Regions from separate parts of the Homo sapiens genome. Here region 1 is linked to region 2. A link is an interaction called in ENCODE POLR2A ChIA-PET data of the cell type or tissue named here. Cell type or tissue: PC-9. All regions are shown on one strand. Each heading gives the region's core, and the rest is flanking DNA. Links, peaks and the distances in the headings are about the cores only.

Region 1 (9,342 bases), core at 1,343-9,342, 410 kb after region 2:
GAGCTGCAGTGACCCATGATTGTGCCACCACTCCAGCCTGGGTGATAGAAGTGAGACCTTCTCTCAAAAAAAAAAAAAAAAAAAAAAAGACGGAAATTCCTCCAGAATTTTAACATGTCAACAGAGGTTTTCTGCAGCTACTTTTTTCAGCTTTATACTTCGCAGTATTTTCCAAATTTTCTCTAACAAGCAGTATTTTCCAAATTTTTTACAATAAGCACACACACACACACACGTTTGTTTGCATAAGTGCCCAACTGGTGGTGAACAACCGCTGGCTTTTAGTCTATACATATCTAGAATATTTTATAAATAGTAGTTCTTAAACCCTTGAAAGGGAGTGAATGACCAGCTGAGAAAATAAAGTCAGTGATTTCATTATTTTCCTATATTCACATCATGATTCTAGGAAAGAACTTGGGAGTGACTTCCTTCAGCTTCAGCCACTCCTGGGCCAGGCGCATGCTTAGCTCTGTGGTAAAGGTCACCAGCTTCTTCTGCAGGGTGCCTGTATCATCTGAATTGGAGGTTTGGCGAGGGTAAGAGACTGATGTAGGTTCAAGTTTTTCTTTCCTGTCCTCCACTTGAAATCTGTCTTCCCTTCCAGACTGCCTGCGCTGCTGACTTAAGGCCCCAACACCAAACACAGAAGCAACAGCCTTACACAGAGTGTTCAGCAAGCTCCAACAATTGTGTAAGGTAAAGTTTCCTTTATAGATTCCTTTTCTATATCGCTCCTAGTGGTTCTGTTTCTCTGATCGAATTCTGGCTGATAACAGTTGCTGAGACTCTGAAAGAGAAGGCAAGGAACTACTGTTTCTCATTATAAACTGTTTAGAATTATTTGGCCATCTTTTTGCTATGAATATGTAGTGCTTTGATACATTTTTTAAATCAAAAAGTAATGAAAGAGATCACATAGGGAAAGATAGATTGGATTATTTTTAAAGTTTATATACTAAATTGAAAAGCAAAGAATAAAATGGGAGAAACAGCTCCCTCATGTGGCTGTTGGCAGGAAGCTTCCATTCCTCTCTGTGGGCCTCCACAGGTTTGCTCACAGCAAATGGTCCGTGACAGAAAGACGCAAGGGCAGTTGCACCCAAGATGGAAGCCACCATCTTTTCTATAACCTAATCTGAAAGAAGGGACATACCAGCACTTCTGCCATATGCTGTTGGGTCACACAGACCAACTCTGGTACAGTGTGAACACAGGACCACACAAGGGCGTGAATTCCAAGGGCAGAGACCACTAGGGACCACCTCAGAGGCACAGAGGGACACCCTATCCAGCTGGTGGCCAATGTAAATTAACATAGCTTTTTAGAATAGCAATATGTATCTATAATCTTAAAAGTATTAAAAGTACTTCTTGATCCAGTAATTTCATTTCTAAGAATCCATGCTAAGAGGATTTAAAATGTGGACCAAAAAATGGGTATAAAAAGAAGTTGTTAACAGTATTTAAAGTTGTGAAAAACCAGAAACAATCTAAAGGTCCAACAATAGGAAAATGAATTTTGATATTTTTCTAATAGAATTTTATGCTGTCATCAGAAATACCATTTACAAATAATTTTTAATAACGCAAAAAAAAGTTTATAAAATGTTTAGTGTAAAACCTGGACACAACTACATAATGATTCTGATTTTGTAAAAAAAAAAAACAAAAACACACACATATACACATGCATACATATGCATATAAAGAAAACTGGAACAAACAAAATAACAAGCATAGTTGGAATTACAGTCATTTTAATATTCTTTATGCTTTTAAAAATTTTGAAGTTTGTATTACTAGCATCCACTACTTACGTAGTCAGGAAAAAAATACAACTTTAAAATAGATATTTAGGTCCAAAGATGGTAATCTAAATGGTGTTACAGGCTGAATGTGTGCCTGATCCCCATGCCCCAAGTTCATATGTTAAAGCCCTGGCCCCCAAGGCAATGGTATTAGGGGAGTAGGGCCTTTGGGAGGTAATCAGATTTCTACGAGGTCATGAGGGTGGAGCCCGCATAGTGGAATTAGTGTCCTTTTAGGAAGAGGAGAACAGACCAAAGCCTTCCTTTCTCTCCTCACTATGTAAGAAGACAGCCAGAAGGTGGCCACAGCCAGGAAGAGAGCTCTCACCAGAACCCAAATCTGCTAGCACCTTGCTCTTGGGTTCTCAGCATCCAGAACTGTGAGAAATGAATGTGTGTTGTTTAAACCACTCAGGCTACGGTATTTTGTTGCAGCAGCCCAAGCTGACAGAGATAGAAACAACACAAGGACCCATCAGCAGACGAATGGATGATCAAAACGTGGTGAGGTCGTGCAGTGGGATATTATTCAGCCGTAGAAGGAATGAAATTCTGATACATGCTATAATGATGAACCTTGAAAACATGTTAATGGAAATAAGCCAAACTTAAAAGGACAAATATTGTATAATTCCACTTATATGAGTTAGTTACCTAGAATAGGCAAATTATGTCATAGATACAGAACATTAGAGGTTACCAGGGTTGTGGGAAGAGGGGTATTGTGGGTACAAATTTTCGGTTTGGAGTGATTTTGAAAAAATTCTGGAAATGGGTAGTGACAGTAGTCAACATGATGAATGTACTTAATGACACTAAATTGTACACTTAAAAATGGTTAATACTGGGCTGGCGCAGTGGCTCATGGCTGTAAATCCCAGAACTTTGGGAGGCCAAGACAGGCGGATCATGAGGTCAGGAGATTGAGACCATTCTGGCTAACATGGTGAAACCCTGTCTCTACTAAAAAATAAAAACAAATAAAAAAAAAATTAGCCGGGCATGGTGGCAGGCACCTGTAGTCCCAGCTACTCGGGAGGCTGAGGCAGGAGAATGGTGTGACCTGGGAGTCGGAGCTTGCAGTGAGCTGAGATCGCGCCACTGCACTCCAGCCTGGGCAACAGAGCCAGATTCCGTCTCAAAAAAAAAAAAAAAAAGGTTGATACCTGGGTGCGGTGGCTCATGCCTGTAATTTCAGCACTTTGGGAGGCCAAGGCAGGCAGATCAGTTGAGGTCAAGAGTTAAGGACCAGCCTGGCCAACGTGGCGAAACCCCATCTCTATTAAAAATACAAAAATTAGTCGAGTGTGGTGGTGGGTGCCTGTAGTCCCAGCTGCTGGGAGGATGAGGCCTAGGAATTGCTTGAACCCAGGAGGCAGAGGTTGCAGTGAGTTGAGATTGCGCCACTGCACTCCAGCCTGGGGGACAGAGCGAGACTTAGTCTCAAAAAAAAGGTTAAAATTGTAAGTTTTGTTATGCATATTTTACCATAATCTTTAAAAAATAGATATATAGGAGATAAAGTCAACAGAATTTAATAACCAGTTGTAAATAGAGACTGAGTGAGGAGGATGAATTAAGGAAGACATTGAGTACAACTTTTTGGTAGGTGAAAAACTCTTAAAAAAATACGTGGGCAAAGATCCTACTTGATTCTTATAATTTAAAAATCTCCCAGTTAGTAAACAAGGCTAGGTGGAGATTTGCATGTGATGTGAGGTGTGTGTTCTGTTTTGTAATGTGAGGACTGTGAGCCATCTCCTGGACTTGAATATCCATTAGATAATTGAAAATACGGATTTGAGAACTCAGGAGACGTGCAATGCAGTAACAAAACTCTGCACCTAGTTGATTTCTGTCTCCTAATTTAATGCTTTTATGGGACAAACTGTTAGGCAGGTGGGCAAGATGGACAGCCATATTTTTGTGGGTTTCTGGCCTGTGGGCCAGCCTCAGTGCTCACTCTGAGGTCATGTCCAAACTTAGAACACATTCAGGCCTACCACAGTCAAGGCTCCCTTTCTCAACTCTAGTCCTCTGCACAAATATCCGAAGCCTAGAAATAATAATCATCTGTCCTTGTGTCTTGCATTATGAAAGCCTAGGAAAGGGCCTTGGGAATTAAGAAGAATGGAAAAACTGGTCTAACTGCTGCATGCTTCAGCTTGCAGGGGAATCACTGAAATGGGGACAGGCCATAAAAGGACAACCAGAAGAGTGGCTTCAGCAAAGGCATCGTTTTTCAGAGCAAGCTAGAGAATCCTGCCAGCGTCCTCAGGCAGGGCCCCTGGGCACAGAGGTTAGGCAAGGGAGTGTCCCAGCATGTTGATGCCCTGAGCATCAGAATAATGCCATAGAGGAGCTTCCAAAGAGTTCATTTCAGGTTTTGTAAGCCGAACATTTCTAGGCAAATAAAATTTGATTTTGTGAATAAAGCTTGTTTCTTCAACTCCAGTGCAGATTCTCATAGATTGATAGTGGCTTGTGATCCAGATAAAGAAAACAATTTTTCAAAGATTCATATTCTTTGTAGATGTACGGATTTAGAGACCATCTAATCTAACTCCCTCATTCTACAGATAGGAAAAATGAGGCCTAAAGAAGTTAAGAAAATACCATGGAAATGTCACTGCTGAACTGCCATACGTAGGATCCGAAAGAAATTGGGTAAATGCTACTGTGAGAAATACAGTACTAGGTCCAAAGAATCTAATACAAATTAAAAATCTAAATGTTATTTCTAAAGCATCCCTGCACATGGCTGAACTTACATAGTTTCATTTTCTTTCTTTTCTGTTGAAGAAGAGGCAATTGGCTGGGTGCAGTGGCTCATGCCTGTAATCCTGGCACTTTGAGAGGCCGAGGCGGGTGGATCACCTGAGGTCAGGAGTTTGAGACCAGCCTGGCCAACATGGTGAAACCCCATCTCTACTAAAAATACAAAAATTAGCTGGCTGTGGTGGCCGCTGCCTGTAATCCCAGCTACTCCAGAGGCTGAGGCAGGAGAATTACTTGAATCTGGGAGGTGGAGGTTGCAGTGAGCCAAGATCACGCCATTGCACTCTAGCCTGGATGACAAGAGGGAAACTCCATCTCAAAAAAAAAAAGAAAAAAAGCAATCACTAACCTGTGTTGTTTATTAAACATGACAGACTGGCATGAAGTAATTACCAAACTGTAAACAAAAAAGCTACAATCTGCCAGGCATGGTGGCTCATGCCTGTAATCCCCCACCTTGGGAGGCCAGGTTGGGGGATCACCTGAGGCCTGGAGTTCAAGACTAGCCTGGTCAACATGGTGAAACCTCGTCTCTACTAAAAATACAAAAATTAGCCCGGCGTGGTGGCACATCCCTGTAATCCCAGTTACTCAGGAGGCTGAGGCAGGAGAATCACTTGAACCTGGGCAGTGGGGAGGTTGCAGTGAGCCAAGATCGCACCGTTGTACTCCAGTCTGGGCCGACAGAGTGAGACTCGGTCTCAAAAAAAAGAAAAAAGAAAAGCTACAACCTTAATCTCAACTTCTCATAACATCATCTCTACTTCTGATTAGAAGAGTGGAAGTGGGGAGGTTTATTACAAAAAGACTGTTATACCTTACACACTTCTCCCCATGAATAGTGAAGGTGTGAGTGAAAAAGACAGCAATTTTATTTTTTTTTTGAAACAGGTTCTTGCACTGTCACCCGGGCTGGAGTGCACTGTTGTGATCACTGCTCACTGCAGCCTCCACCTCCCAGGCTCAAGTGATCCTCCTACCTCAGCCTCCTGAGTAGCTGGGACCACAGTTGTGCACTACCATGCCCAGCTATTTTTTTTTAAGAGATGGGGTCTCACTATATTGCTTAGGCTAGTTCTCAAACTCCTGGCCTCAAGCAGTCCTCCGACCTTGGCCTCCCAAAGGGTTGTGATTACAGGCATAAGCCACCACACCCAGCCAGCAGTTTTAGAATAAAGGGTGAAGGTGCTGTTGGGGAAATATAATTTAAAAAACAAAATCTTCTCTCAACCCAGAAATCCTCTCCATGAAGGCAGTAGAGAAAGATAAGCTTTATTATTGAATAAAAATTAAATGAGAATGTGATGCACATCACAGGCACTTTGCTAAGAGATCACAAAGACAGAAGGAAATTTCACCATTTTGTACAGCCAAGCAGGTACAGCCCATTACATGTATGTTTTCGAGATAAATAGTCCTCAACTAAGAGAACTTGACAGCACCACTGGTCACACAGTTCATTCTAACTTTACCTGATAATTGATGTGACCACTTGTGTTATCTAAGATATCAACTTTTCGGGGGTGGGGGAGTGTGGAAACAGGAGTTACTTTTATAGCTTGGTGCAAGGTACTCATTAAGATTAGGCTGTTACCCTCCCACAGAAACTGGAAGATAGGTATGCTATCTGGTAATGTTTACATTTCCCAGATCCTTGAGAAAGACATTCCTAGGTCATAAAGCTGACAAAAGGCTGATTCAGTTTTTAAATATATATATCTGTATATGTATTTCAGGCTGGGCATGATGGCTCATGCTTTTAATCCCAGCACTTTGGGAGGCCAAGGCAGGTGGATCACCTGAGGTCAGGAGTTCGAAACCAGCCTGGCCAACATGATGAAACCCATTTCTACTAAAAATACAAAAAAATTAGCCAGGCATGGTGACACATGCCTGTAATCCTAGCTACCAGGGAGGTTGAGGCAGGAGAATCACTTGAACCCGGAGGCGGAGGTTGAGCCGAGATTGCACCATTGCACTCCAGCCTGGAAACAAGAACAAAACTCCGTCTCAAAATAAAAAAAAAATTATATACATATATATATTTCAAAGAGACTGAGAAAGCACATACAAGTTTTCTCAAGTAATAACCTGACATGGAGGGGAGGAAAATTTCTTGCCTCATTTTCAACAGGTGGAATTAAACTTATTAAATTCATATTTATCTTTACAGTGCCCATCCTAAATTTGGAAGAGGAAGGATGTGGGCCAACTTTTGGCTTAGGCCCTCATGTCAGGGCTTCTCTTAGTACATATGGTACCTTTCTGAGATTTTCAAACTGGCAGCCACTTTGGACTGATCAAGTCGCAAAGCTGAATTAATTGCTTACTATTGTAAGGGAGAGCTATGCCAGTCAGGCCCAGGCTCCCTTAGGAGAGCAGACTGCTGATCTTCTGTGGGGTTTTGGGGAAGCTGGAAGTTTAAGGACAGGAAGACTTTGAAAAGTATTAATAGGATGATGTCATCTGGGGTGGGGATTGATTTGGGCTGTAATAGAAGCCCTACTTGGAGAAGTGAACAAAGGGTTTAATCTGCTTCAGGCAGAAAAACACCTAGGAATAGGACATCCAGGGCAGGCATTTCAGCTCACTGATGCCTTCGAGGAACCAGGGCCCTTCTGTTTTCTTGCTCTACCATTAGTGGCCCATGCATTTGCACCCTCATGGTTGTGTTACTTGGGGGTCCTTGCTCACAGAGCTCCCAAGATGGTGGCAAGCCTCGTGTTCTCTGACCTGGGGTTCTTGGCCTTATGGATTCAAGGAATGGAACCTTGGGCCATGCGGTGAGTGTTATAGCTCTATTAGAAGCTGTGGGTCACAGAAGAGAACCATGGAACCCAGTGACTAGTGTTCAGCTCAATTAGGATGAACCCAGGCACTTAGCCATGCAGGAACAATGGCAAGCCTTTAGCCCGATTGGGAGCGGCAATGGGTGCCTCGCTGGATCAGGAGCACAGCGGACACCCTGCATGATCCAGAGGGATGGGAGTCAGCGGCGGGTCTGCGGTGGCGGCAAACAGCAGTGGTGGATGGCGAGCGAAAGCTCAGCTCAAGCCGTAAGAAACATGGACCAGAAGAGTGCAGTTGCAAGATTTAATAGAGTGAAATAGCATGAAAACAGAGCTCCCATACAAAGGGAGGGGACCCAAAGGGGGTTGCCGTTGCCGGCTCGAAGACTTGGGTTTATATCCCGATCATTGTCCCTCCTGCTGTGCTCTCAGGCAATAGATGATTGGCTATTTCTTTACCTCCTGTCTTTGCCTAATTAGCATTTTAGTGAGCTCTCTGATTGGTCAGGTGTGAGCTAAGTTGCAAGCCCCGTGTTTAAAGGTGGATGTGGTCACCTTCCCAGCTAGGCTTAGGGATTCTTAGTCAGCCTAGGAAATCCAGCTAGTCCTGTCTCTCAGTCCCCCATCTCAACAGGAAAACCTAAGTGCTGTTGGGGAGGTTGGCCGACGACCGCTCTAACTGCTTCCTGCTGAATTGGGGCGTAGTAGAGGTTGTGCAGCTGAGATTTCCTCAGGAGGGGTGCCTTTGATGTCATTAACATCAGATCGTGGGCTAGCAGGCCGGTCCAGGGGTCTGCGGTAGATCTTAGTCTTGGACTGCATCTTGGGCTCCATTTGTAGTTTTACAGCTTCGATTCTGGAAGAGACAAAGTTAACAAGGAGGTTAAAGATACAGGGTCCAAAGAGGAGTAGCAATATTATAGCTGCTAGAGGTCCTAAGAAGGGGAGAATCCAGGGCATCCATTGGCTGAGGAGGCCCCAGGGTCCAGTGTTTCGAAGCTCCTCTGCTCTACGTTGTATTCGATCTCGAATTTCTTTAACTTTCTCAGTGACGATTCCGGATTGATTAACATAATAACAGCATTCTTCCCCTAAAAATAAACAGGTTCCCCCTCTTTCAGCGGTTAGCAAGTCTAAAGCTCTTCGATTTTGAAGGACTACTGCTGCTAGGGAGTTAAGTTGATCTTGCAAGGTGACCAGGGAGTCGGCGACCCGTTCCATGTCCCCATTTAGTTCTTGAGATAGTTTGTAGTAGAACTGAGTAGAGGTTGTGATACCGCCAATGCCAGTACCTAGTGCACCTAGCACTCCTGCTCCTATAACAAAAGGAAGAATGGGTACTCTTTTGTTGCGGGGCTTAGATATGACATAACTGTATAAATCTTGTTCAGTGTAGATGGTCATAGGGGGCACTAAGAATGAGAGGAAGCACATAGATTCTGAAGAGCCATTCAAACAACGATAGGCTGAGGTACCACAGACAAAAAATATTCCTGAGGGTAGGCAGACTATTTGTGTGGGAGGAGTTACCCACCTGATGCATTGGGAGTTGGTTGTGTATGTAGTATTGCTAAATTTTACACAGGTGAGGTTTGAGGTATGGGTTATTTCCAGATTGGAAACAAGAGGTCCTACTAAAACGGAAGTGGTGTTTATTTCTGTGCTGAAGTTGTTCCATTGTTCAGGTACAGGGATTGAAACATATGGCCTGAAGTTCAGGGGGAGGCATATCCAACAGTTAGTAGGGTTTTGGGCCGAGACCTCATGGAGCCCAGTGAGGGTGGTATTAAATAGGCTTACCAGGCGAGTATGGGTACGGAGGGTTTCATGTAGTTTTGAGAGATCTAGTCCTTTGTAGGGGCTAGAGGTGCCATGTACCCGGGTGAGTTGGGAGATTACTTCTTTTACATGTTTTTCTCTTGCCTGATCTTGAACTCCACCCCCATCAGACATACCAGTTTGGG
Region 2 (17,458 bases), core at 5,811-13,810:
TCTCCATAAAAGGGAATAAATGGATAATTTAACTCAAGCACAGAGGATTATATTTATGTTCATTTTCCATGAGAAAGCAGACCTAAAAAGACTTCTGATCCACTAGCCTATTTTCTTGCATAAGTGTATCTAAATCTTCCAACACACATGAAATATGTATATCCTATTTTAAGATACAGTAATGGTTTTCTTTCCTTTTTTTTTTCCTTTTGAGTCTCGCTCTGTCACCTAGGCTGGAGAGCAGTGGCGCAATCTCTGCTTACTGCAACCTCCACCTCCTGGGTTCAAGCCATTCTCCTGCTGCAGCCTCCCAAGTAGCTGGGATTACAGGTGCCTGCCACCATGCCTGGCTAATATTTTTGTATTTTTAGTAGAGACAGGGTTTCACTATGTTAGCCAGGCTGGTTTCGAACTCCTGACCTCAAGTGATCCACCAACCTCGGCCTCCCAAAGTGCTAGAATTACAGGCGTGAGCCACTGCGACTGACCATAGTTTTCAATTATAAGCAATTTTATGAGTTTAATTCTGCAGACATTTACTGAGCTATTTCTCTATGCTCTCAGCTTTACAGCAATTCATAGTCTAATGAAGAAGTCATTGCTATTCTGATTCAAAGCAAAATAGAGTCATAATATTTAATATTTTGCCTAAAACCACTACGTATATTTGAATCAACTAAAACCTTTAAAATTTTAGTTATTTAACTGTTGACCGATTCTGAAAGAATAATATTGAGATAAGAGAAAAAGCTAAATCCACAGTTAAGAAATATAGTGTATAGAATATTGTAGCAGAGATAATTTTGCTAGGATTAGTATCATTGGTTACATTTACTTTCCATTTAGTTAACTCCATCTTACTGTTTTTATGTTTAGCAGCAGTGTGATCATCTTACTAATAAAATTGGAGCAACCACTAATATTACTGGGGGACAGTTAATGGATCCATCTTGCATCTTTAAGGATATATTGAGTTAATAGAATTTATAATTTAAAATTTTTAATTTTTATATAAACCTGAAAGAAAATACTGGCTTTAAAATATTAACACTGTGTTCCATATGTAAGAATTTTTTCTGACATTCCTTCATAAATATAATGGGAGCATTATTTTTAAAAATGAAAAACTTTTGACAGTTTTATGTTTTTTAGTATAACAAAAAAATTAAACCAGTCTAATTGCGAAGCAACTTTTGCTTTTCAGTTTTCATATATGACTTTTTGTTGTAACACTTCTGATGTGTTTTCAGCCTTCAGGTCTGAACTTGTTTCGATTTTAAACATGTATGGACTTGTTAACACTCAAAAAGTAAAGAATAAAGTTGCTAATATTTGCTTCCTCATAAGAGTAACCTAGTTTATGAAATTGAAGGGAAATTTTGAGCTAACATAAAATCACTTAAACCTGAATGAATATTAGATCAGTTCATAAAAATGAATTCCCCAGGTTGTGTTGAAAAAAAAATTTCCTTTAGGTCTTCACTGTGATGATTCAGTGGTTTTATGCTCACCTCTCCCATAGGAGGCCAGGGATGGAATCTTGTCTGCTGCTGCCTCCTTTTGGAGAAATGCTGTCTTATAGAAGGAATGCTAGGGGCTGAGAGTCATGGCTCATGCCTGTAATCCCAACACTTTGGGAGGCCAAGGCGGGCAGATCACCTGAAGTCAGGAGTTCAAGACCAGCCTGGCCAACATGGTGAAACCCCGTCTCTACTAAAAATATGAAAATTAGCCAGGTGTGGCGGCACATACCTGTAATCCCAGCTATTCGTGAGGCTGAAGCAAGAGAATGCTTGAACCCAGGAGGTGGAGGTTGCAGTGAGCCGAGATCACACCACTGCACTAATCAGAAGGCCTTGTTTTCTTTTTTTCTAGTTCATTGTGATATTGGGCAAACCTCTTAAGTCTCCCAGGGCTTCAGTACAGTTTTCTCAACTGTCAGATCCAGGGTCAGACTAAAGCCTAGTGGTTTCCATTGGAGCCATTAGAGATTCAGAGAGCCTTTGGGGCAGAGAAGGCTTTATCACATTGCCTATCCCACTTAAACCTGAGGAGTTTATCGTTACCTGTCAGGGAATGAACATGATATAATCCATAAAGTTAATAACTAAAGGACTTGAATAACCATCATTTACTATGTTTTAAGACATAAATCCAAGAGGTTCACCAATTTGAAATGATTCTATTTACCAAACTGGATGTTCTAAGATTATTATTGGCATCTTGTGAAGTTCCCCTGCTAATCTATATTATCCTCTGAATTTTTCCCTCCAAGACTGGTTATTAAAAATAAAGTTTAGGGCCAGGCACAGTGGCTCACACCTGTAATCGCAGCACTTTGGGAGGCTGAGGTGGGTGGATCACACGGTCAGGAGATCGAGACCGTCCTGGCTAACATGGTGAAACCCCATCTCTACTAAAAATACAAAAAATTAGCCAGGCGTGGTGGTGGGCGCCTGTAGTCCCAGCTACTTGGGAGGCTAAGGCAAGAGAATGACGTGAACCCCGGAGGCGGAGCTTTCAGTGAGCGGAGATCCAGCTACTGCACTCCAGCCTGGGCGACAGAGTGAGACTCCATCTCAAAAAAAATAATAATAATAAAATAAATAAATAAATAAAGTTTAAGCTTGATGTCTTTCTCATATTTCTATTTTATAGGATTTTTTTAAATTTGGTTTTTTCTTGGAACATATTCAGATTATTTCAGATTGTTTATACTTTCAAAATGTTATTAAGAAAATACCTTAAGCTAGGTGACGTCTTTGCCTTTTCTAGGTACTTTAATGTCTATTTTTAAAAATTAGCCATTTGGCTTAAAAAAGCCAGAGGCCTTTTATAAGTCACTTTCACGCACCCTCTTTATTTTGTGCTTGAGATTTGCTCCCATCTAATACACCATACCTTCAATCTTTTCCTCATGTTGATTCCTTCTCTATAGCCCAAAACATTAGACTGTCTTCATACTGCCTTAAAAATTTAAGAAGTGTTGAATTTTCTCACCTTTGTTCCCTGCTCAAGGTAAATTTCAGCAAACTTTTTTTTTTTTTTTTTTTGAGACGGAGTTTTGCTCTATCGCCCAGGCGGGAGTGCAGTAGTGCAATCTTGGCTCACTGCAACCTCCACCTCCTGGATTCCAGTGATCCTCCTGCCTCAGCCTCCCAAGTAGCTGGAACTACAGGCACGTGCCACCATGGCCAGCTAATTTTTGTATTTTTGTAATTTTTTTTTTTGTATTTTTGTATTTTTTAGTAGAGATGGAGTTTCACCATATTAGCCAGGCTGGTCTTGAACTCCTGACCTCGTGATCCACCTGCCTCGGCCTCCCAAAGTGCTGGGATTACAGGCATGAGCCACCGTGCCCAGCTGATTTGACAACTGGGAGGTCAGTGTTGTCCTCTGAGAGAGCAGCTTTGGTACTGCAGGAATAGAAATCAAGGCTGGTAAACACAGGAGTCTCCATAGCATCTTCCCAGTCGTTGTCTTGTTTGTCTTTCTAGACAAATAACATTACTAAAGTGTCTTGAAGCCGTCTCTTTTTGTCTGTTGGAACATCTCTCTCCTGCCTCTCTCTGATATTTTTTAACACAGGTTCTTTTGTTAGATTATGATATACAGAGACTTCAACTTTGTCTTCCTTCTCTCACTGAGTATTACTCCTAGGACAAATGTATCTACTTCCAAGGTTTCAACTCTCACCTTTCTACAAATGACTCCTAAGTCATTGCAGACCCAAAATTCCAACAGTTGACTCATCTTCACAAATCCCATTAACACTTCAGACTAATCATTTTTCATCCCTACTCTGTATACTTTTTCCTGATTTTTTAGTATTTTTCTTAATGATTTCTCTGTCACCTAAGAATCATCTAAGCTGGAAGCCCAGAGTCATCTTACGCATATCTTCTTTCCTTGTCTTCTTCTACATTGTCTTCTCCAACCTGTGCTTTCTCAATTTTTTCTCCTTTAACTTACCTCTGCATTGCTACAATTTGCTTCCTGATGCACATATTTGATATTATCTTCTTATTCAAAATATGATTTACTCTTTCCATTTGTTTATAGCAAAACCCCTAAGGTTCCTATAAAATTTAAGACCATTTACAACTTGAATCCAGCTTACTTTCCAGCTACCTTCTTTTAGCTCTCTCACCTACCTCACCACTATTTCTCCATGTCCCTTTGCCCTAAAAAGCCTAGAGTTCCCATCGTATCACACTGTTCCCTTTGCGTCACATTTCTGTACCCATGAGAAAGAAAATGTTACTAGAATGCATTTAATTTCTCACATAAAGATGCTGTAAATTCCAAGATTATCTTGCACTTCTAAATGTTTTCAAGGCATTCAATTTTGAGCACATGGAGTAATATAAATAAGTACCAGTGTAGCTGATGTGTTTTTTACTTTGGAGAATAAGGATACAAAGTGAAAGTTGTATTTACTGTTACCTTAAGAATTAGATAAACCTGTATATAATGGGAAACATTTAAAATCATGCCTTAAAATGCAATTTTGGGCTCTACAGCCAGTGACTTACAAAGAGGACATGCTTAGTGAATATTGAATTGTGCTGAATTCAGGTCTTGCGTCTGAAGCTGTATCTGATGTCATTACTACATAGATTAAGAAAATGTGGCACCAGCTACTTTAGCAAGACAAGTTCTAATAAGTAGCTCTTATTTTGAGTGAATGTGTCAAACTGAATGCTTATTCCAAGCACTTGGTACATGAAGATTTCCTCTGCTTTAATTGGTTAACTTTGTACAGTTACTGATAACAAATATGTACTACATGTAATAAAAGAATAGGTAATGCCTCTTCAGGAAACTTCACTGTTGAGTTGTAACATCTGCCACAAAGGAGTATTTAATGGCAGTGGTGAATAGCCTATGCTTTTATTATAGCTTAGAGAAAATACTTGGAAAGCTTATCTTCTACCCATGCAAACTCATTTTTTTTTAACATAAGAAATAAGAATAGTGTGGGTAATGTGGATAACAATGTCCAAAGTTAAATTAGACCTGCTCATCAGTCTAATCTTATCCCAGTATTCCTCTTAAAACAGTAGCAAGCAACAAAATGATCTCAGTTCCTTTTACTGTGTAGCCAAAGCAGATGATATTGCCCAGTGTTGGATCAAAAGTTAGTCATCACCAGATAAATTCAAGCACTTATTTCTATCCTGTACTCCCAATGTAGGCTCAAAAGTCAGTCTGCTCCCGAAAAATCCAAGCACTTATTTCTATCCCTCTGTACAATTTGAAATGGCCTACTCCACAATGCCTTTCTTTTCTTGTGATTGTTTATGTGTTTCCTCATTACATTGTAAAGTCGTCAAGGGTTGGAGCCAGATCTTGTCACCTATATGTCCCTATTACTTAGCAAACTCCACATAGTGGACATGTAGTAAATTTCTGTTGAAAGGTATCTTAGAAGTTTTTATCAAAGAAAAAAATACTGAATTACCCACATGATCAATTTCTGCAAATTCCTATTAGCATAACATTTCTCATTCTTTTGCTTGGTTATTGAATAATATTATATCCTATATTTGCATATTTTATTTGTTTGGTTGCAATATTGTTTTAAAAGACCTTACAATTTCCATGATTTCCAGTTTAGTTTGATGTTGTTTTATAACTTTAAAAAATTATGATTATTATAATTAATTTATGCCTTTAAAACACTGTTATTCTAGTTACAGATGAATCCATTCCCTCTTATTCTGGAAGTGATATGCCAAGAAATGACATTAACATGTGGTCAAAAGTAACTGAGGAAGGAACAGAGCTGTCACAACGACTTGTGAGGAGTGGTTTTGCTGGAACTGAAATAGACCCTGAAAATGAAGAACTTATGCTGAACATTAGCTCTCGACTACAAGCAGCAGTTGAAAAACTCCTAGAAGCCATAAGTGAAACTAGCAGTCAGGTAACCTCCTTATATTGCTAATATGTACTGAGTTTGAAGTACAATATACTATCCCACTCTCTCGACTGAGCTAATTTTGATATTTTCATGGATAGCTGTTTGGCATTTTCAAAGCTTGAATGCATATGCATCTTAATTATCCCTTTGGTTGTATGAAAGTTGTATAGTATAAATGATTCTATACTGAATTCCTACATGATCCTGCTTTTGTTTTGTTTTGGTTTTTGCTTATTTCAGGTATATTAGTATTTAATTTTTGTGATTTGTACTTTCATATATGAAAACAACTGTTAATACTTTTTGTTTCTTAACCGCTATTAAGTACTTTTGACCTGGATCTCAGCCAGTGTTAATGCTGTTGCTACTACTTGATACCATTGTAAATTATAAGCAGTTTAGTTAATGCAACATAGTATTTGTCTTTTGATAAGCAACGTGAAAAATGTTAAATAAATCAGAAGTGGTCAGTGGTTCCAATAGGCTACTTGTTCTTAACAGGCTACTAGAGAGAAACTTCTCCAAAATTTGTTAATGCTGCCAACAGTCAAGCATGTGGGCTCCTCCTGAAACATTCATTTCCCCAGGCCAAGACCACAGCTCATAGCAGCTGTCTGCTTATGTGACCAGGTAGTGAAGTATAGTAGGAGTCTGACCATGGCATTTTCCAGATTTTTCCCAATTTGTTGAATACTAACTCCACGCTGTGTTATTTAGCTTCTTCTGTATTGTGGTAATTTAAATATCACTGAATGGATCACAAAAGCTTTGTGTAGAGCAGTAACCCTATGGCAGAGACTTCTCAAAGTGCAGCCCCTAACCAGCAATATCAGCATCACCTGGTGATGTGTTCAATATATAAATTCTTAGGCCCCACCCCAGACCTACTGAAACTGAGGGCCCAGCAACCTGTGTTTTTAATAAGTCCTTTATATGATTCTGATTCACACTAAAGTTTGAGAACCACTAATCTGTGGATTATTAGTACAATGTTCACATTGTTCTCTGGCTTAATTTTGAAGCACTCTACTAACATCTTTTATATAAAATGTTAAACTAGTTGTTGGCATTAGGTATAAAAAGTTATAAAAATGAAGTATTTCTTAAGTGAATAATATTTTTCAGCATTGGGAGTAGGCGTTTTTAAAAACTTTCTTTTAAATGAATTTCAGCTCAGTTTTTAATCTTCCATGGATAGATGTTTAAAGCCATTGATTTCTTCAGAATAGTCTCATTGATTAATAACTAAAATTATCTTGAACCTGATGAATATTTTTAACAGATTGACACAGAATAATGTGTAATATCTTTGTGAAATAACTTATATTCCACTTTCCTCTTCAATGTGTCATTATTTGGTTCTACTTTATAATAGTATACTTCCCTTTAACCTTCATTTTTTTTTTCACGTATTATAACAAAATGTAAAACAGCTGGGAGGCATGCTGTAATATCTTTGCGTTTTCAGTGAAAGAGAAATTCAGGAAAATAGCTTTGTACAGGATACTCTGAGACCAGAGAAGAGAGCAACATCTGACATGTTAGAGTGTGGTGGGGACCAAGTAAAGTTTACTTGGGAGTTGATGCTTAAGATGTTTAAGATGAGTTATTCACTGGCAAAATTTTTGAATATCAGGGCACTGGACAAGTATCTGCCTTATAGGCTGATTGGGTGATTTCATAACCTGTATTATAGGAGTTATTTACTTTAGATATTTGATTTGAGGGGTAACTTGCCCAGTGGTATGTCCAAGTCCATATTATAGTACATTTATTACAACGGTTTTACCTCTCTTTTGCTTGGACAGGCTACCATACAATCAGGCCTATATTCACTTTATTGTTAGGTTCCTACTGGTTGGGGTAGCTTTCATGATAGTATGAAAAAGAATGCTTAAGAGACTGTCATAAGGCCCTTAGAGAGGTAATCTCTTTAACACAATCCTTATTCAGTAGTCTCTTTGTGGTTCTGCAGAAATGTTATCTTTGAGAGTGTGGTTTCACAGATTCTAAACTCCTGGATCAGGTAGAAATCAAAACCATTCTCTTCTTTGGGAGTAGTTTTTCAGCAATTAAAGTTTTCCAGAATCCAGAAGTATTATTTAGAGCCATAGGAGGTTATTTACCAAGAGATTCTGCTAGGCCTTGGAATAAATTAATGAATATGTAATTTATTCCCATGGAATTATTTTTACTGTAAGAAATTTTTACGGGCTTCCTAATACTTGTTTTTAAGAATTACAGCATCAAAGCTACATGCTTCTATATTTTCTCAAAAAAAGGAATCTGAGGATGAAGCAGTAGTATAAGTTAAGATTTTGTTTTGTCATTGTTGTGTTTGAAACATAACTGCAATCAAAATACTGAAACACATTTTGCCTTCAAGTATTGTCCCCAGTATGCTTAGCATTGGTCTAGGCTCCGTCAGGGTAATGTTTGCAGGTTATAGGCCCTCTGTGAAATAACTTCAAGAAATAGATGAACAAATCAAAGTCCAAAAGAGAGCAACAAAAGTGTTTTACAGTTTGAAGAAATAATTTATGAAGAAAGGTAGTTAAATGGTTTGACATTATTTGATTTAAGTAAAGCTATTTTGTTTAGGAAACAACTCTATGCTGCAAATTAATAGCCTTCAAATATACATTAAAATCTTGATTATCTGAAACCTGGCGATAATAAGCTAGTCTGGATAATTAAAAGTGTGTTCTTCTAAGTCATTTTATTATAACTATTTTTGATTGCAAGAAGTTTTATGTGCTTTCTAAAATAGAGGGGGAAGCAAGATAGAATATAATTTGAATTATTCTAATTCAGTCACCTTTCTGAACATCAATTAATATATCATCAGTTAATATTACTGTTGTTACAAGGGCTGTATGCCACTATCCTGAATCATCTTTATTTAATACTGCTCTTTTGAGTCTTTTTTGCCCTAATTTTACTTTATTTTCTTTGTGTAAGCTTCTTACCTTGACCTGTGTTCCTAATATAACTACTTACCTACAGATTTTTGTTTTACATGGATGGAAGCAAGTTTTACATGCTTCCAAAAATGGGTGAAACAATAGACAATAATTTCAGTTATTTTAATTCATGGTCATCTTTCTGAACATGAATTAATATTTAATATAATACTCCATCAGTTAATATACTGTTATGAGGGCTGTTTGCCCTATTCTGAATCATCTTTATCTGTTACTTTTTTGAGTCCATTTTTCTCAGTAATTTTTCTCTCTTATCTTTGTAGTTAGTTCTTATCCTGACCGAAATGTTAACTGTTTATAAAGGGTTGTTTCTTACTTACAGATTTTGTTTTTGCTTCAAATAAGAGAAACTAGATATCAGATTATCAAAACAAACTGTAGTTTGCAGAGGGAGCAGGGAAAGAGTGTTTTAAGAGGTATTTGATAGGCTAAGCATGGGTCCCCACAGTTCATAAAGCTGAGCATCTGGGATATTGACAACTTCTATCTGCCAAAGCCCCACTAAAGTCACATTTAGCTGCAGCAGTGATAAGATTAGGCCTCTATCTTGTATAGGTGTTTATTAGGGTTTCTTATGCAACCCTCCAGTTAATCTGTGAACGTGCTTTGTTAAGACACCTTCACAGACTAACTGGAGGGTTGCATAAGAAACCCTAATAAACAAAAAATTTTTATTGCCTAGTCCAGACTTGTAAGAGGCAACTGCCCCTCCACAGCTACAAGCCATCTCCCTGTAGATTCTGGCTTTCTATAGAAAATGTCATTTTCTCTGCCCTAATTATTAGTCTACCTACTGTGAAATGGTTTGAGTACTGGTTTAAACAACTTTATAGTGTGAGTAGCTGTAGAATGGATTTGTGTTGGTATTACCTACCTTCTTTAGCATGGGTTTTTCCATTTAAATAAAGGCTTTGTGGATTTAGGATATTTAGTTACTGGAAAGAATAATACCAAAATGAGGGTTTTTTCCTTTCTTTAAAACAACTTTCATTATTGAAAATCTTTTAATATTAAAAAGTAAGTTGTTTATCTTCTAAAATTCTGAGTGGCTTATTTATTCACTATTGCCCAGGTTTCTGGAGCTACCCAGAAGGCTATTCTATATAACTTGGGCTTTTAAAGTTTAGTCAGGGTTCATAAGATACCTTAAGTGGTATAGTTTTCAACTGTTACATACAGTGTAGCTTTAAAAAGAATTTTTTCCTTAGCATGTACTCTGTAAACAATATGAAAATAGGTTATAACTGAAATGTCTATAGTTTTAGTGGCTGCTTGAAAGATGAGTAATATTTCTAAGGAAATAGCAAAAGTAAGTTTTAATTTTCCAGAAATAACTTTGATTATTTTATATACTTGAATAACTTATTACTAATGTGGACTCAAGCATAATTAATTTCACATTTTTAAATTAAAGCAATTTTTTAATGGAACGGAAAAACACCAGCTTATCTTACAAACATTATAAACTTGTCTAAATGCCCTTTCAAAGCCCTGACGTGGAACTTGGATCCTGTCTGGCAGGCTTTTTTGTGGGCATATTAATTCACATTCCACCTGTCAGTGTACCTATAGGTAAAGACATTAAACCACACCCTCTGTTCTGACCTTTTCCTCAGGGGACACTGACTAGAATCCTTTGGCTCAGCATGAGAGGCTATTTGAATAGCTCAGTTCAGAAGAGCTTTTCCTTTTGAATAGAGTGAAGCAGCAAGAGCAAGAGAAATAATGTTACAACTGCATTTCTCAAGACTGCTGCTATGGAGATTTCAAACTTGACCTTCCCTGCCAGGTTCTGCTTTGAAGGCTTACTTATTACTACAGACATCGCTGATATTAAAAGCAGTTTTATTGCTCGTCTAATTAGATGTTTATATTTTTATTCTTCTCTTCAAGGACTTAATTATGCTAGTTTAAAAGGTGTTTTTGTTTGCTTGCTTTTATTTTTGTTTTTTGATTTTTTTTGGTTTTTGTTTTGGTTTGGGTTTTTTTGAGGGGGCATCAAGATTGATAGAGACCTAAGTTTTTTTAGATTTGTAGTTTTTTTCCTGGACTTTCCCCTTCCTTTTATTGTGCAGTTGTATGAATTAATTTTATAACATTTATTTGATAGTGCTAAAAAAGAAACTTTTTATACTGCTATGGTAGATCTTGATAAACTAAAAAGAACTTTTTAATGTATTAGAAAATTGATAAAGCAAATTAGGAATCTCGGCAGCTGTATCTTCTGGGATGGATTCTTATAGCACCTATTTGGCAACTGTCAAAGTCAGTGGCTCGTGGTTAGAAGAGCAAGATGAAGACATTTATGAGGTTGAATCTCGCGTGCCTTTACCACATCCTTTTCCTCTTTGTGAACATTTGGATGAAAATAACTCAGTAATTGTTAATACTTCTATTTTCCATTTTATTCATAAAAGAAACGGGCATATATTAAAGCTTATTTCTAAAATTTCACTGCCTACCCCTCCTTATTCAGTAAGTATAAAAAATATTCATTTAGTTAAACACTATAATGAGAAATTAAATTTTGAGTGTCTATATTAAGGCTAAATGGGATAGAACCTTGTTTGATGCGTTACTACTCATTCATTCTAGATGTATTTAAGGGCTAAATTTGGTCTGAGTTCCAACTTGGCTATGTTTACAATTACAGAAAGCAGAATGAGATAATATTACATTTCTCCAATGCCAGGCAGTTTGTTTAAAAAGATCCCGCTTTTCCTTAAGATTCTTGCTTTTGTATGTTTATCATGCCAATCCTGAATAAGAATGGAATAATTATTATATTTGAGAGACTCGGTATTATGATACTTATAAGACAGCTAAGTGAATTGTCATTGAGCAATTAGGAAATGTTTACAATCATATGTTATATTGGCTGTTCCAGTCCAGGAAAAAAGGAAGCTTGGGTTCTAATTTTAATATTCTTAACAACCTAAGAAACTTACTTTTTGTTTTTAATATGCCTCGTAATCTTGTGGAACAAGACCCTTTTCTGCTTTTTATATGAAATATATTTTATAAACATTGTTAAGGATAAGTGTTTAGCATAAAGAGGCTTGAATATTTAGTATTTCAGGTTCACTACAGGTTATTCAGTATAACTAAAAGTTATTCAGCGCTTTTTATGACTTTCATAGCTTTATCCTGTACTAGCTAATATTTAACAAGCCAGATGGTTTTCAGAATAGTTTTGTTACCTCTTCTGCAACTTTTATATTAAAGTGACAGAATATTAACTGATACTTTACATGTACTTTTAATGTAATAAGTTTCTTAAATACTTTGGAAATATTGAATATGAAATCTTACATTCTTCATATTGTTATAGATATTAGGAATAAACATACTCTAACTGAATGGAAGAGGATTCTTTAAATATTAAGTATTTAATGAACATTTATTTGAAGGGTGTCTCATCTCCCGATGAAGTGTGGATCTCATCTGCTATAATAAATGACATTTTTTTTTGCTAGATTTACTGTATTTGATTGTTCCAACTTTTTCATTTTATTTTAGAAAACAAGTTTTTCTCTTGTGGTTTTATGATAAATATTTAAATGGATTATAAGGCTGATTAAATCTTGTCAGGAAGTAGAACATAGAAGCAAAGGCTTATTTAATTTACTTACCTAAAGCAAGCATTTATTTTGTTGTAAATTCTTTGTTATATCCTTATAGTAAATTTAAAAAAGACAAAAAAAAGCATATCCTTTTTAGTTACATGTATTTACTAGATAGTCATTATGTAATGAACAGAAAAAAATGACAAACGTGTAAAAACAATTGATATGTTTTTAAAATATGGATTGTGACTGTAAATTCCCATGTAGTTGTATATAAATTAGTTCATACTTTATTGTTATGTTTCTTTGTAATAAAAATTAATGATATTAGTTATCCAGACTTTAAAGGAAAAACTCTTTCCAGTTAAAAGTAAAAATATTCCTTTTGAGATAACAACATATTATCATGGGTATTTTAGGAAATAATTTATAATTTAAAATGTATGATTAATTTTCTATTATGAGTCTTATACGTGTATTCATATTAATTGCAAATAAGTTATAAGTGATATTTGAAATATCCTATTAAAACAAGAATAATTGCATACTGGATATTTTGGAAATTGATTTAGAGTAGCCATCAAAAGCTGTAGTTACTCTAAAATCCATTTGCTATGACAAATACCTCTCAGATGTGAAAAGTGGAAGTCTTTAACAATAAAGTATCCTTTAGTATTATCATGATTTTGTAATACATTTTCAATATGTGACTATAAATTAGAAACCACTACATTTGATCATATTTTAAGCTTAAAATGCACTAATATCTTTTTAATGCACAAAGTACTTTATATGTAAATTTACAAATTCTTATGACTTTACTGTGAGCCTGTTATTAATATATGTGATGATTTCTTCTTACAATTTTTGGACTAAATACTAGAAACATTTGAGTTCAATTTTTTCCCATGTAATTGTTTCAGTAATAACAGATAAGCAGGTGCTGATAGTCAAAAGCTCAGAAAACTAAGGCAGAGACAGTACTTTTCTGCAATTTCACACAGCTCATTTAGTAGCAGTGATCAAGAGAGCTTTGGCTTTAAGCCTTCTATCATCTTAAAAAATTGTTTAAGAATGTAGTCAGTATGTGCTATTGGTAATATTTTAAGGAATCTGTGTTTATGGTTAATGTCTCTGTATTCTACGGTTTTGAAAATAAGCTGAATATTCATAGGAGCTTTAGGTGTTTCACAAATGGACAGAAATATAAAGCTTTTAGTTAAGTACATGGATTATAAATATAATTTCATTTTGTTGTGCTACTATCATTTTGTTAATTGATGCCATTGTATTAATCATGTATTATTGGTCCCCCACAGTATACAGCAGATACTGTAGGAGTCACAATCCGTAAATACTAAATGTAGAAGAAAGTTTATCATAGACTGTATAGTTACATAAAATTCTTTGGCAAATACAATAAACGCCTGTGCTTCATTAACTTTATATCTTCTTTTATATGATAAAGTACACAGCCATTGATTTAAAGTGGTTTGTATCCAAAAGAAGCATATTCTTTTGTTCAGTAAAGCTAGAATACATCACTTTACAGAAAGTCGTGCACAGCCAATATACATGTCTCCTCTGATTTCTCCTACCTGCTAATCTTAGCATACACTGGCAATATCTAAATGACTACAATTCAGTAGTATATCTTTATTTTAAAATCCTCCTTTTTTCCAGCTTTAATAGGGAATGAAACTAGTATTTCCACACTTTATTTTCTTTTATGTATTGTTTCCCTCTTTGTTTAGCTTGAACATGCGAAAGTGACACAGACAGAGTTGATGCGTGAGTCATTTAGACAGAAACAAGAAGCAACAGAGTCCCTTAAGTGCCAAGAGGAACTTCGAGAGCGCCTTCATGAGGAGTCCAGGGCCAGAGAACAGCTAGCTGTGGAGCTCAGTAAGGCTGAGGGTGAGCAATTTGCCATTGACAACTAAGGGTAGAGAAATTTCAGTCTTAAAATAGAGATTTTTGATGCACAGCCAGGTTTGGAAGCCGTCAATCCAATTTAGAATGACCATTAAAAAGTACTTGTGGTTTATCTTCAGAGTTCCTCCAAGCAATTTTTAAAACTATATATATATATATATATATATATATATATATATAAAATTATAAAAAGAATTTATAGAGTTACAGAAAATAATAATTTCAGAAAATACCAAAAAGGATAGTGGTGACTCGTTACTGTAATCACACCATCTTAAGACAACCCTTGTAATTTAAAGATGAGCAAACTGAAGCGAAAAGATGTTATTAAATTGTTAAAGGGCACAAATACCATTACATAGTGATTCCAGGCTTTGAATCTCTAAAGCCCTATGCTCTTTTTAATTCTCCTCTGCTGTTATGGGTGTTGGCCTTCTAAAATTACTTAAAATACCAACCTTCTAATTTTCAAAATGTGATTCAGTTCACAAGCATCTAATTTGTATTAAGCTTTTCAGAAACTTACTGTTTATATCTGTTTAATAAAGTGACTTACACCTACATAATGTGGTACTTTGGTATAGCAAAGTATTAGAAAATTCAGAGAAATTTCATGTTTATGCACAATGGTAAACAAGGAAATGTCTGCATTGACCATACCCTATTAAAGGTTGATAGTTGCTGTGATGAGCAGCAAATTCATTCAAGACTTTTAATAGGTTGGAATGATGGAAAGTTTTGCTAACAGTATACCTTTTGTTGTTTATATTAAAACCTAGTGGTTGAATTTGAAATGAATAATAGTTCTATTTTCTGTTAATTTTGTATTATAGGCGTCATTGATGGCTATGCAGATGAAAAAACTCTTTTTGAAAGGCAAATTCAGGAAAAAACTGATATAATAGATCGTCTTGAGCAGGAGTTGTTATGTGCAAGTAACAGGTTGCAAGAATTGGAGGCAGAGCAACAGCAGATCCAAGAAGAAAGAGAATTACTGTCCAGACAAAAGGAAGCTATGAAAGCAGAGGCAGGCCCAGTTGAACAACGTAAGTATTTTCAGAATTTGTATGAAACAGTCCTCTGATTTTATTTGTATTCTTCAAAGGCTTAAGGTGGCTTTTTTCCTCTTTCAGTGCCATTATTCATATATTTTATAGAGAGATTTAAAAAATTATAAGAAAATCTACCTTAGAGATAAATGTCTTATTAGCCAATCATGTGGAATCAGGTTTTTTTTTTCTTTTTCCTTAGGCAGATGTTAACAGGAAAAGATAGTTCTTCATTTATCCTCAAACTTCTGCTTCAAGAGAAAGCTGCAAATAATGAGGCAGGATATTTTAAAAATTGTGTAAGGTTTAGTTCTAATAGCAGAGAGGCAGCAAAAATGTATACTTGGATTAAATATCTAAAAGCACTGATCTGGCACTAGTAATGAGCAGGTGGAGGGGTTTTTTGACTTGCAAGCAGAGTAGATTTAAAAAGGTCAGTGGCTGGTAGGCTGACATCTAGTTTAATGTAGTAGGAATTCAAATAATACTTAAATGTTTAAGTAACCTTTCATTTTTCCTTAAATAAGATATTAAGTAATATCTTGAAGTGAAAGTTTGTTTAGCAGTAAATGTCAGTCTTGGTAATGATGGAACTTTAATCCTGTTTACCATGTCCTCTCACTTTTATATTACACGTGCAGTTGGATTTTTAAATGTGCCGTTTCACTGATTTCATTTTATCGGTTTAGAAATACAGCATACATTTTTGTAATATAGTGAAGTTTCTTCCAGCTGCTCAAATTAATTAAACAGGTTTAGTTTGGGATTTTTAATATGGAAAGTATATGTCATATATGCAAAATATTCAAGAAATACTGGAACTTCTCAAAATGTTACCAGTGATAATCAGTGTCTTCAACTCTTGTTTTTGATACGTGTGTGTGCATGTGCATTATCCCATTTTAGGAAGTAGAAGACATATAAATTATACTTTTGTTGTGTCTTTTTTTTTTTTTTTCTCTATTTTCCTAGGACTAGTAGATGCTGCAGTCGATGCAGCACCAGGAGCAGGTGTGTGTATACCATTGCATGGCCAATGTTTGGGTGGTAGACTTTAAACTCCAAAATGTGGGTGACCTGGATTTTCAGCCAACTAACATCTCTAGTTTTGCAGTGTTGCTGTTGTTCCATACTTACAGTTTTTCTCTTTAACAACAACAAATAAACTTTTCTTACAATAAAAGTACAAATTTTCATTTGAAATTAACATCTGAGATTCATACTGACCATCATCTTATGATGTCTATTTTTGCATAGAGCTTAAAACCATTTTGATTTTTGTTTGTTTGTTTGTCTGTGTTTGTTTTTTGAGATGGAGTCTTGCTCAATCACCCAGGCTAGAGTGCAGTGGTCTGATCTCGGCTCACTGCAACCTCCGCCTCCTGGGTTCAAGCGATTCTTCCACCTCAGCCTCCTGAGTAACTGAGACTACAGGCGGGAGCCACCATGCCTGGCTAATTTTTTGTACTTTTAGTAGAGATGGGGTTTCACCATGTTGGCCAGGCTGGTCTCAATCTCCTGGCCTCAGGTGATCCGCCCACCTCTGCCTCCCAAAGTGCTGGGATTACAGGCATAAGCCACCATACCCAGCCATTTTGAGTTTTTTAAGAAACCATTTAACAAATGTATTAAACTCTTTCAATCTATGAGTTTTTAAAATGCTCCTTCTAAATCAGGAAGTATGTAAGATGATGGTAGCAAAAGGATCAGTGAAATTTAATAAGAGGCTCTCTGGTTGATTTATTTTTATGTTAACATCTAATGTTGTTTTAAAAGGAAAGCTGTTTTCTAGAGATTCCTAGTCCTGAGTACAATGTTGGCATACTAGTTAAAGACCCTAGGGATATGTTCTTTCCATTTTCTTCATTAGAAGATTGTTTTATTTTTACTATATACACTTTGTTATATTAATAATATTAATAGCTAACACATAGTGCTTACCATACCTCAGACACTCTTCTTTACATGTATTAACTCATTTAATGCCAAAATAACTCT

What was found. Peaks named below come from ENCODE experiments on the same cell type or tissue, not always from the same donor. Only the 100,000 strongest peaks of a DNase experiment are listed, where the experiment ranks them.
Region 1: POLR2A ChIA-PET joins it to region 2 with 5 read pairs; 1 of 35 experiments calls an interaction of 5 or more read pairs at or near these places.

The regions. Positions count from the first base shown.
Region 1 is chr7:92,460,712-92,470,053 of GRCh38, forward strand. It overlaps ERVW-1 (endogenous retrovirus group W member 1, envelope), which reads right to left. Exons shown (of 2, transcript NM_001130925.2): 2 at 7,669-9,342. The coding sequence ends at 8,054. It also overlaps a transcript of GATAD1 not described here. Among named protein-coding and RNA genes, the nearest start is that of ERVW-1, 13 kb to the right of the region's middle. In PC-9, for the core only: no CTCF peak of the experiment used is centred there; DNase peaks (open chromatin) are centred at 3,950 and 6,210; H3K27ac peaks cover 1,040 bases.
Region 2 is chr7:92,047,030-92,064,487 of GRCh38, forward strand. It overlaps AKAP9 (A-kinase anchoring protein 9), which reads left to right. Exons shown (of 50, transcript NM_005751.5): 22 at 5,697-5,929; 23 at 14,231-14,393; 24 at 15,245-15,457. Among named protein-coding and RNA genes, the nearest start is that of CYP51A1, 79 kb to the right of the region's middle. In PC-9, for the core only: no CTCF peak of the experiment used is centred there; a DNase peak (open chromatin) is centred at 10,502; H3K27ac peaks cover 1,285 bases.